Regions from separate parts of the Homo sapiens genome. Here all the other regions are linked to region 1. Evidence: chromatin contacts called from ENCODE Hi-C or POLR2A ChIA-PET data. All regions are on one chromosome and are shown on one strand. Each heading gives the region's core, a stretch centred on a gene start or an enhancer-like site at or near the end of the contact. The rest is flanking DNA. Distances are from core to core; before and after follow the strand shown. Region 1 holds the start of LINC02601 (long intergenic non-protein coding RNA 2601). Region 2 overlaps CASK (calcium/calmodulin dependent serine protein kinase). Region 3 overlaps CASK (calcium/calmodulin dependent serine protein kinase).

The links. A loop is a pair of places that touch in the nucleus more often than their neighbours do. ChIA-PET counts read pairs that join two places held with the same protein, here RNA polymerase II (POLR2A). Pooled maps may share reads with other maps.
Region 2: a loop to region 1 is called in a pooled map, with 5 times the contacts of the local background. The contact joins the enhancer-like site here to the promoter of LINC02601 in region 1. A Hi-C loop is called at or near these places in 6 of 168 maps with a recorded cell type or tissue (K562, Right ventricle myocardium superior, ascending aorta and 2 more), 10 of 37 single-sample maps with no recorded cell type and 15 of 50 pooled maps.
Region 3: a loop to region 1 is called in a pooled map, with 2.6 times the contacts of the local background. The contact joins the enhancer-like site here to the promoter of LINC02601 in region 1. A Hi-C loop is called at or near these places in 1 of 50 pooled maps. POLR2A ChIA-PET finds 5 or more read pairs at or near these places in 3 of 52 experiments (BJ, OCI-LY7 and WTC11).

The regions. Positions count from the first base shown.
Region 1 is chrX:41,274,136-41,278,030 of GRCh38, forward strand. LINC02601 (long intergenic non-protein coding RNA 2601) reads left to right here and starts at 1,604. Exons shown (of 2, transcript NR_135616.1): 1 at 1,604-1,748; 2 at 1,954-2,643. RefSeq lists enhancers at 1,690-2,190, 2,191-2,691 and a silencer at 1,857-2,216.
Region 2 is chrX:41,777,150-41,781,044 of GRCh38, forward strand. The region is part of intron 3 of CASK (calcium/calmodulin dependent serine protein kinase); the gene reads right to left. Among named protein-coding and RNA genes, the nearest start is that of GPR82, 55 kb to the left of the region's middle. Within about 2 kb of position 2,267, at least 5 of the 41 ENCODE cell types and tissues checked have a DNase peak (open chromatin) inside an H3K27ac peak, as active enhancers do.
Region 3 is chrX:41,703,947-41,707,841 of GRCh38, forward strand. All of the region lies in intron 5 of CASK (calcium/calmodulin dependent serine protein kinase), which reads right to left. Among named protein-coding and RNA genes, the nearest start is that of GPR34, 17 kb to the left of the region's middle. RefSeq lists an enhancer at 3,369-3,418. Within about 2 kb of position 2,190, at least 3 of the 41 ENCODE cell types and tissues checked have a DNase peak (open chromatin) inside an H3K27ac peak, as active enhancers do; they include OCI-LY7, where a contact is called at or near this core.

The DNA.
Region 1 (3,895 bases), core at 354-2,853:
TTTGGGGTGGCTTGTTACACAGCCAAGCCTTAACTAAAGCACAAGCTCAATTTATCGTATCATTAAAAAATAAAAATATGCCAGGCGCGGTGGCTCACGCCTGTAATCCCAGCACTTTGGGAGGCCAAGGTGGGCGGATCACCTGAGGTCAGGAGTTTGAGACCAGCCTGATCAACATGGAGAAACCCCATCTCTACTAAAAATACAAAATTAGCCGGGCATGGTGGAGCATGCCTGTAATCCCAGCTACTCGGGAGGCTGAGGCAGGAGACTCTCTTGAACCCGGGAGGCGGAGGTTGTGGTGAGCCAAGACCATGCCATTGCACTCCAGCCTGGGCAACAAGAGTGAAACTCCGTCTCAAAAAAAAAAATAAAATAAAAATAAATAAATAAATAAAATTAATTAAATGAAAATATATAATGGGGGGGAGTAGGTGAGGATATAGGTGAAAAAAATTGGCCCTACATTGGTAATTTTTTTTTTTAAGACATGGTCTTGCTTTGTTGAAGTGGCAAGGTCACAGCTCACTGCAACCTCCTGGACTCAAGTGATCCTCCCACCTCAGCCTCCTGAGTAGGTGAGACTACAGACACGTGCCACCATGCCCAGCTAATTTTTAAATTGTTTTATAGAGATGGGGGGGCGGTCTCGCTATGTTGCCCAGGCTGGTCTCGAACTCCTGGGCTCAAGTAATCGGCCTGCCTCAGTCTCCCAAAGTGCTGGGATTACAGGTGTGAGCCACCACACCTGGCCTACATTGGTCATTGTTGAAGGTGAGGATTTGTTATCTACTTATCTACTTTTATGTATGTTCGAAATTTCTCATAATAAAAAGTTAAAAAAGCAAAAGAGGGGGTTGGAAAGATTTCATTAGAAAATGTTATACACATGCTTGGTATTTCACACCTTTCCTAATAGTCTGTATTTAATTTTCTTTTTATGTTGCTTTTTGTTTTTAAATTTTTACCTAGTTAACATTTTTTTTTTTTTTTTTTTGAGACGGAGCCTCGCTCTGTCGCCCAGGCTGGAGTGCAGTGGTGTGATCTCGGCTCACTGCAAGCTCCGCCTCCCGGGTTCACGCCATTCTTCCGCTTCAGCCTCCCGGGTAGCTGGGACTACAGGCGCCCGCCACCACGTTCGGCTAATTTTTTGTATTTTTAGTAGAGATAGTCACGTGTTAGCCAGGATGGTCTCGATCTCCTGACCTCGTGATCCGCCCGCCTCGGCCTCCCAAAGTGCTGGGGTTACAGGCGTGAGCCACCGCGCCCGGCCCCTAGTTAACTTTTTTTAAAAATTTCCTCCTTTTCCTTTTTTTCTCTTGAAGTTGAAGCCTTGGAGGTGCTTTTCATTCAGTTACAGAAAGCACCACCCCAGCTTAAAATGTATTTAATTTTATTTACAGGATTACATAATATACGGAAAATGAAATATATGTTTTTCCCACCGGGTCCCATTTTGACTCCCCCAATACCCTCCAGTTCATCCCGGAGTGCTGCAGATATCTATACATTTCCTGGATGTCTCAGGAGGTGAAAAAAAAAAAAAAAAAAAGGCAGGGAGGGAGCCCAACTGACTCTACATCCAGAAACCTCTCTCAAGGCAGCTCGTGCCCCCAGGCAGGATTCCAACAGTGCAGAAGCCCCCAGTCCCCAAGTCCGGGGTGGCAAGGACTTCCAGCCTCCCCGGGGAGCCACCTTGGCCCTCCCTCCCTCCTGCTGGCTGGGTGCCGCGCTGCGGGGCTGCTCAGGTTGGTAACTGTGCAAAGCCGGGGCCCGCCTGCTGGACGATGGGGGTTAGGGGGGTGGGGGTGCTGCGAGGTGCGACAAGGCTCTCCCTCGCTGCAACCACGGAAAAGGCGGATCAGCCTCCATTACAAACCGCTGTAGGAGGGGCCAGAAGCTTGGCCTGGCCAGACCGGGCCGTCGTTGAATCCCTGCATCCATCTTGCCCAGGTTCCCTGCTGAGTCCCCCGCTGGGCTGTGATCGTTGCGGATTTAAACACCACACTGTGGAAGCGGAGATGGCCCCGCGTGCACCGCTGAAGTGAAGGGGCTCGTGGCAAATGATGCGGGGGGACAGCGGCCAGAGCAGACCCCGGCGGGGTGGCCCGCCCGGGAGGTGGCTGAGGGTCCCCGGCTGCGGGGTGAGGGGCGGGACCGGGAGGCACACCCTCCGTGATCGCCACCAGAGGCCGCCTGGAACCCGAGTTTCAACCTCCCGGGGATCCTGTCCCGCTTCCCAGCGATGTTTGCCATGACTGCTGCGAGTTCTCCGACCTCGAGGCCACTCTCCTTTCCTTCCAAGGACGCCCAGAACCCGCGGAGGGAGGAGGGGGTGAGGGAGGAGGGAGAGAGGAGGCAGGAGGGAGGGAGGAAGGTGGCGGGGAGAAGAAGAGAGGGAGGGAGGAAAAGGAAGGAACTGCGTTGGCCTGTCGCCTCCGCACTGTAAGATTCTGGCACCCAGGGTCCCGGCCCCCTCTCCTGGGGCCAAACGTTCCGGTTCCCGATGCCAGGCTGCAGAAAAAATGAGCACACTGAACACGTGGACTAGCACATAAATAAGGTTATTACCTCCTTTTTATTTTTTGCACACTAATTAATAAACTACTGCAACGGAAAAAGAGAAAGCAGGCAGAATGCAAACAGCCTCTCGGTGGCTCTGTTATGTAGGAGGGAGGTATGGAGGCTGCTTGGTGGTCAAAGAATTCCTCCAATGCCCGCTCCAAAGCGGAGCCCTGCAACGGCCTTAAATCAAAAGGAAAGCGGGTGTCAGCAGCAAGCACAGAAAGTGGGGCCTAGTTCAGCCAGGAGCTAACACAATATTCCTGCTGGGGTGGGGATGGGGGCACGACTATTACAAAACTAGGGCCCCCTGAAAGCGCCCTGCCCCACCCAACACACACATTCACTTCCTTGTAGGTTTGCGCTGCAGGCAGCTTCCGTTGAACCATACCCGGACCTCCACCCACCATGACCAGAGCTGCTGGGGCTGGGAGCAGGCACCTGCCCCAAGCACTGGGCCACCAGCGTCCCCTTGCCCAGGAATTTAGGATTGGGGTACAGAAAGGGAAAACAGTGTCTATGGAAAGCGGGAGATCATCCTGTGTAAACAGGGGAGCTGGGGAGAGAGAGGCCACAGGGATTCTGCCTTCCGCCTCACTGCAGCATCCTCCCAGCATCTGTAACCATCCCTGTCTTCCGGTTCCCGAGGCACCCATGACCTATAACGTCCTTCTGGGGCTCAGTGAGCTAGAAACTTCTGTTACTTGCACCCAGCAGAGTTCTAAATAATATGCCCTCAAAACCAAGTTTGCTTTCTCATTTTACTTTTTTTTTTTTTAAATAGACTTTATTTTTTTCGAGCAGTTTTAGGTTCACAGCAAAACTGAGAGGAAGGTGCAGAGATTTCCCATATTCCTCGCTGCCCCTGCACAAGCACAACCTCCCCCCAGCAGCATCCCCCTCCAGATGAGCCTGCATGGACACATCATTATCACCCAGGAGCCACAGCTGACATCAGGGTTCACTGTCGCTATGGTACATTCTGTGGGTTTGGACTAATGCATAATGCCACACATCCACCATTATAGTGTCATACGGAGTATTTTCACTGCCCTACAAATCCGCTGTGCTTCACCTATTCATCCCCCCTCCCCACAACACCTGGTGGCTGCTGAATTATTTTTCACCTTCTCCATAGTCTTGCTTTTTCCAGAATGCCATATAGTTGGAATCATATAGTATGCAGCCTTTTCAGATTGGCTTTCGCTTAGTAATTCCTTTTACTTTTGCAGTAAAAGTTTCCTGCTTACGTTTTCCCAACCCTTCTCTCATTTAGTGTATGGTACATACACGGTACAACACATCTTCCAATTGAGGAAAAATCTCATTTCAG
Region 2 (3,895 bases), core at 1,017-3,516, 500 kb after region 1:
GAATCTCAGAGACCAAAAATAGAGTATATACTGTAGGATTCCATTCAAATAAAGATTTTAGGCCAGGCGTGGTGGCTCATGCCCGTAATCCCAGCACTTTAGGAGGCAGAGGCAGGCGGATCACTTGAGGTCAGGAGTTTGAGACCAGCCTAGCCAACATGGTGAAACCCTGTCTCTACTAAAAATACAAAAATCAGCCGGGCGTGGTGGTGCATGCCTGTAGTCCCAGCTACTCGGGAGGCTGAGGCACGAGAATTGCTTGAATCCAGGGGGCGGAGGTTGCAGTGAGCTGATACAGCATTGCACTCCAGCCTGGGCGACAGAGCGAGACATCGTCTCAAAAAAAAAAAAAAAAAATAGATTTTAGCAGACGACAGTGAACTTTATTATTTGAGAATTCTGAGAATTCCTATTTTGATGCTAGGGATATAAAAAGCACAGAAGTGAAGTCCAGATTAGTTATTTCTGAGAGAAGAAGGGGATTATCATGAGAAAGGGGAATTCAGGGGCTGTTGAGGTACTGGCAGTTTTAAAATTTCTTGACTTGGGTTATAGTTACATGGTTGTTCACTTCTACAATAATTCTTTAAGTTGTATATTTATGTGAATGTATTTTTCAAAATGTGAGGCATTGTACTGAGAAAAAGGTTAAATCTAAGTATGATGTATGTATTTGTATGTATTCATATACTCTTTTACCCAGTTATTCTACTTTCAGAAATGTATTCTGAGGAAACAAAGCAATCAAGGGGCGTGAACAAGTAATTATGTACAAGATATTAATTATAAATTATTTCTAATAGGGAAAAACAATGTTAATGTTGAACTATAGGGAATTTATTAAACATGGCACATGCACACATTTAGATGTCTTAATGAAGTCATTAAAATATTGTATCCAAAAAATATTTAATGGTATAGCAAAATGCTTCCAATAGAAGGAAATGGTCCAAAATGTTTGTGAATGACATTTATTTCTGTTACAATTTTTATAACAAAATTAAGACATTATTTTTTGTCAAAATTTTCTGTAATTTCTAAATTTTTACAAGTTATGTATATGGCAAAGGTTGTACACTAAGAATTTTTTTTTTTTTCAAGACTGAGTCTCGCTCTTGTTGCCCAGGCTGGAGTGCAGTGGTGTGATCTCGGCTCACTGCAACCTCTGCCTCCCAGGTTCAAGTGATTCTCCTGCCTCAGCCTCCCGAGTAGCTAGGATTACAGGCGCCCGCCACCACGCCTGGCTAATTTTTGTATTTTTAGTAGTGATAGGGTTTCACCATGTTGGCCAGGTTAGTCTCAAACTTCTGACCTCAAGTGATCCGCCCGCCTTGGCCTCCCAAAGTGCTGGGATTACAGGTGTGAGCCACCGTGCCTGGCCAATAACTTTTATTTTTAAATGAACAAACTATACTTCTTTTAAATAACAGAAAATTAACTGAATTTTCTTCAGATTTTATATGTACACAAATTTATTCAAAATTATTTTAGTGGCTTGAAGATTAGTTGTCATAGACGAAAAGTTATCGGAGTGACAATTTCAAATGTATTTCTAAGACAGTAGCATCTGAATAGTTTATTTTCTCATATAGCATTCAAAGTTTAAAATCTGTTCTATACTGTAACATCCCAATCCAGGATTTGTTTTATACAAAAATCTGACCACCTAAATGTTTTTTAACAGATATAAAAATGATACTGTATTTACAGTTAAAAAGAAAAAAAAAAAAACCCCAAACTCCAAACCCTGTCATTATCTTTACAGTCAATTATATTTTGTTTGCAGATCCAGGAGTTTATATCAACTCTTTTAAAACCCTTCTTCTATTTATCTCTATTTTAGTTTGTGCAGAAGAGTTAATATAGCAGGCCTAAACTACTATCTCATAAAAGGCTTGAAAGGCCTACTAAGGTTGGCCCTTGAGAGGTTTATCTGGGAACTTGGATTTCAGGACGGTCCTCTACATTCCTGACTGAAAAGACTGACTCACTGTGTCTAAACTGTTTGTGCTAACAATGTGATTTAGGCTGAACACCTGCTTTCTTTCTGGGAGTCTGGAATTTGGTTAAGTGCCAAGTGGAAGATGCCTATGTGACCAGCCCCCAATAAAAACCCAGGGCAGAGTCTCTAATAAGCTTCCCTGGTTGGCACCATTTCACATGTGTTGTCACAACTCATTGCTGGGGAGACCCTTGAAAGCTTGTGCCTGGTTTCCCCTGGACTTCAGCTAATGTATCTTTTCCTTTTGCTGATTTCTCTTTATATCCTTTAGCTATAATAAATCATAGCTGTGAATATGACTATATGCTGAGTCCTTTGAGTTTTCTTAGTGAATCATCAAGCCTGGGGGTGGTCTTGGGGATCCCTGACACACAGTTTGCAAAACTAAAATCAACTAAACATTTTGATACTGTGAGTCAAAAGAGATGTTTACTTTGCTGAAAGAACAAATAGCAATTTATATCATCACACATAAAAAGAAAAAATCAAAATAGATTATATAAGACTAGCTATGAAAATATGAGCAAATCTTCAAATAGATTAAAATGCTACAGTACAGATATTTATTGCTTGGTATGAGACAAACATATTTTCCCTTAAGCAGCAAGTTTGCTGGTAAGTAGTAATCAGTTCCACTCTATCAGTATAAATAAATTTCACAAACACTCCCTTCCCCAGGCATAAATACTAGACCAAAAAAAAATAATAATAAAAAAAGAGCTTTCAGTTTATCGCCTTTGTGAGCTACAAAAACACAAACTGCTAATATTATTTTAAAATATACAAAAAAATTAAAGATATAAAAGGTAAAAATATTAAAGATAAAAAATTTAAAAGATACAAAAAAATTATTTTAAAAGATACACATCATGTCGGATGTGTTTTAAATCAATATTTAATTATTGTAAAAGTCTCCCCGTGGTATATGTAATCGCTCTGTAATAAGGTAATTAAAATTCCTTGGCCAGCCAATTTAGGATTTACAGCTTAACTCAAGTACCAGATACTACTAAAGACAAGCCCAAATGTGTCACTTAGAAATAAATATTTAACTTGTGGGGATAACCCAACTCAGCCTGTCTTCAAAACTGAACCTGTATTTAAAATATGTTTCAGCAAATTGCTACAGACAGGTTCAAATTTAAGTGTAATCCCAAAGTAATGGATGTGCAAATATATGCAGATGTCTACAAAACTACTGTGTGTGTTGGGACAATGATGATATAGCCTTTATGTTGTATTACCCCCATTTTAAAGGTCAATCATCTCTTGACCTGCCCGGTCAGAACTCACATCTGCAAAAGTGAATGTCTAGAGGTGGGACCTGGGTACCTGCTTGTTTAACAAGTTTTATACCGGATTTTCTAACCTAAAATTTGAAATTTACTAATCTAATCTTTTCCATATCTAAAATTCTGGTTTTGTGAGTCTCTGTTTTTAAGCATGCTTTAAACTTATAAACCATTTGTGATTAAGTAGATATCAACTATTATTATTATTATTATTTTATTTTTAGAGACAGAGTCTTGCTCTGTAACCCAGGCTGGAGTGCAGTGGTGCTATCTTGGCTCACTGCAACCTCTGCTTTCTGGGTTCAAGTGATTCTCCTGCCTCAGCCTCCCGAGTAGCTGGGATTACAGGTGTGTGCCACCACACCCGGCTAATTTTTGTATTTTTAGTAGAGACGGGGTTTTGCCATGTTGGCCAGGCTGGTCTCAAACTCCTGACCTCAAGTGATCCACCTACCTTAGCCTCCCAAACTGCTGGGATTACAGGTGTAAGCCACCAAGTCCGGCTTATTATTTTTGAGACAGGGTCTCACTTTGTTGCCCACACTGGAGTACAGTGGCATGATCTTGGTTCACTGCAATTTCTGCCTCTGTGGCTCAAGTA
Region 3 (3,895 bases), core at 940-3,439, 430 kb after region 1:
CTAGTGAAATGAAGCATCATTTCATATACTTTTTGCTCATTCAGTTTTCTTCTTGGGTGAATGGCCTATTCATATCTATACCCCTCCCCCTCCCTTTTCCCCTAATGAGTTGCTTATCTTTTTTTTTCCTTTTTCTTTTTAAAAAATTGTTGAAGTAGTTCTTTATATATTCTGGGTTCTAAATCCTTTGTTATTTATATAGTTTGCAAATAACTTCTAACACTATGCACTTGTCTTTTACTTTGCTTATGGTTTCTTTTGTCAGACACTAGAAGCAAAGCTAAAAATTTTTCTAATCAATAAATTGAAATAAACACTGGCACTTATGCATTCCTCAAGGACCAAGCTAAAGAACTTGCAGATGAAATTATCTTATAATTAGATAGCTTGGTATTTCAGTTATAAATAGTATAGAGGAGTCGAAATCAGGTGTTCCTTGAGAACATGAAAATAGAAATGTTTTCTAAGAGTTCAACTACAAAATCCAAATACCTGAGTACAAATATGTAAAACAACTTCAGAGACAGAAAGTCTCTTAGACCAGGAGATGACCTGATTAAATGCATTAGCATATCTACAGAAAGAATTGGCTGTTCACTAGGAGATGAGGGAAAATTAGAAGAAAAAAAGTGCTAGAAAAATGTTGGTATTGCCCATCCAACACAGTCCAGGGGATTGATCTTGGCCAATGTATACGGATTATTATGGTCCCATCATTAAGGCCATGGCAAGAATTATGGTAAGGCTGAATCCAATAGGTTTTCTTATCCCAATAATATTAAGCATTATTAAATAACAAACTGAGAGGCAGCATAAAAGACTGGTTAAAAGGGTGAATGATGCAGTCAGACTGCCTGAGTTATTTCTGCTGCCATCACTTACAATGTAACATTGGGTAAGCTCTATTTCCTCTACTAAGAAAACAGGAATTATAGTAGTACCTAACTCATAGGGTTGTTAGGAGGACTCAATGAGTAAATAAATGTACCTGGCCAAGTAGAAACATGCAATATATGGTATCTAAATACCCAAATGCCAAGGGAAAGGCAGAGAAAATACATAAAATGGAATGGCTAGAAGCTGAGGGTAAACATCAGAACTAGGAAGATACATAGTGGAAGTTGATCTGGATCAAGGGAGGTGGGGGAAGTAACTCAGAAAGAGTTATTTTATTCAGCCTCAGCTTTCACTAATAATAGCAATGTCCAGGACAGGAGAGGTAACAGATCCATTGTATTTTATGCTAATCAGAACCATACTCTGAAACTTGAGCAAGTAAGGAGGAGAGTGTGAGGGCACCTGGCAGGATGCCATTAGAAGAAATGTTGGGCCAGGCACAGTGGCTCATGCCTGTAATCCCAGCATTCTGGGAGGCTGAGGTGGGAGGATTGCTTGAGCTCAGGAGTTCCAGACCAGCCTGGGCAACATAGCGAAGCAGTCTCTACAAAATATTAAAAAATTAACTGGGCATGGTGGCATGTGCCTGTAGTCCCAGCTACTCAGGAGACTGAGGTGGGAGGATCACTTGAGCCCAGGAGTTTGAGGCTACAGTGAACTACGATCATGTTACTGCACTCAAGCCTGGGTGACAGAGATCTTCTAAAAAAAAAAAATTAGAAGAGATGTTAATACATATCTGATTCTTGGTTTTTCTCCGTCTAATCAGAGACACCAAACAGGTCACCATATTGCATTCTGAAGTGAGGACAAGGCACCTTCATCTAAACCTGGCTCCATAGCATGAACTCAGGCAGGCCCAGTAATCACGTAAATGTGGTATATTTTGAAATTTTGTCCAACAGCAAATTTCTAAACCAAAAGTTCTTAATGCCTTCCATTAATACTGCTGGCATAGCTATTATAGGCCCTTTGCAGACAGTTCCTTCCTACATTTCCTGCCTTGTCCTGTGTGCCATTACTTATTGAGACTTTCTAGCACCCCGGCACCCCTCCCCGTGGTCTGCTTTTTTCCTTTCCTGTACTCAGCAGCACCTCTCTCTTCCCCAATTCAGTTTGTCTCTTTGTTTTCCTAGTTTCTCTTTTAATGGCCTTTCTCACAATTTGGTGCCCTCTTCTCTTGGGTCCTCTGAACTGTCAGAAGATGAAACACTTCATATTTGTGTGGAAATTCAGTTTGTTCTCAAAAGAAAAACACTGTTTCCTCTACATGAAAAATAACTTTCAGCTGGCTGCAAAGGGAACTGGTGAGGTTTGCATGCATGTTCATATTCAGTTCCCCTTTGTGGCTAGTGAAACTTGAAAAACACAGGAACACACAGGGTCAGCTCTTGTGGGGACTGATTACAGGGTTCCAAAAAGATGTGGCAAGTAGGGAGAGGATGCAGCTAAGTAAGTGAATGCAAGTCTCATGGCCCAGTAGTTTGACATTTATGATCCTGAAAATAATGAAACCTTGAATAATGGTAGGAGGGAATAAGCATGGTAGGAGGGAAAGCTACCCCACCATGCTAGACTAATCATCTTTCTACATCCTTTTAAGCTCTGGTATTGAAGATGTCAATGAACTTATCCAGCTCTCAGGATCAAACTAGCTATTGGGAAGCAAGAGCAACAGACTTTTCTTCTGGTTTTATTGAAAAGTTAGATTAATATTCTGGAAAGAGAAGGTAAAGGGAGAGGATTTATAGAAGATAAAAAGCACAAAGGAAACATCATGGATTCATGGCATATTATATATACATATACACATATACTTTTTTTTAGAGACACAGTCCCACTCTGTCACCTAGGCTGGAGTGCAGTGGCACGATCATAGTTCACTGTAGCCTCAAACTCCTGGGCTCAAGCGATTTTCCTGCCTCAGTCTCCCACGTAGTAGGGACCACAGGCAAGTGCCACTGTACCCAGCTGGATTCATGGCACACTGAATATACCTTTTAATACAAGAAACAACCAAAACAACATGACAGCTCCAAGACCAAAGTGGGACAGGGTGGGTATCTCTCACAAAGCAAAATTTCCTTTTCTTTTAGGAATATTACCCAGGAAACTACGAACTCTGAGATACACATACTATAGTAATCCCTAAAGAAAGAGCCAATTCACTGCATTTCAAGGAGAAAATATAACAAGTCTAGTTAGAACATTAAAGTTGAAAGCACATCCAAGGAAATGTGTTAGATTAAAAATTGCCCCCAATTCCTGGCCACTCTTCTCATCCAGAGGTGGAGTCTACTTTCCCAGTTGAATCTGGGCAGGTATTAAGACTTGCTTTGACCAATAAAATGTGGTAGACATTGTATGACATTTGAATAAGGCCTTAAGAGACCTTGCAGCTTCCAGTTTTGCCCTCTTGGAACCTGAGACCATCACATTGTAAAGAAGCCCAGGATGAAAGATCACATGGAGAGAGGGGCACAGCCTGCTCAACTCTTCCAGGTGATGCTCCAGACACGTGAGTGAGGCCATGTTGAACCAGCTAGCCTCAGCTGAGCTGACAGATGACTAAGCTGCATGAATGACCACCAGGTGAGACAAACAGAACTACCCAGCTGAGTCTAGAACAAATTGCAGAATTGAGAGTGAATAAATGGTTCTTGTGTTAAGCCACCAAGTCTAGGGGTAGTTAAGTATGCAGCAATAGATAAATGATGCATAAAAAATATAAATGAAGAATATGTGTAGCACTGATTTCTAAAAAGATGACAATAAATATAGTAATTTAACAAAAAAGACAATGCCTTGAGTTATTTTACTTGAAAGCTTTGTGTGTGTGCATGAGAGAGCGAGAGAGAGAAAGAGAGAGAGACAGAATGTACCTTCCAAACCAATGAAGGGCAGGGAGTAGTGGAGCTGCTGAAGATTTAGTAACAAACCACTTGTTCTAGGAGATAAAAACAAGTACATGCTCCCCCTGATGAAGAGAGCTGAATAA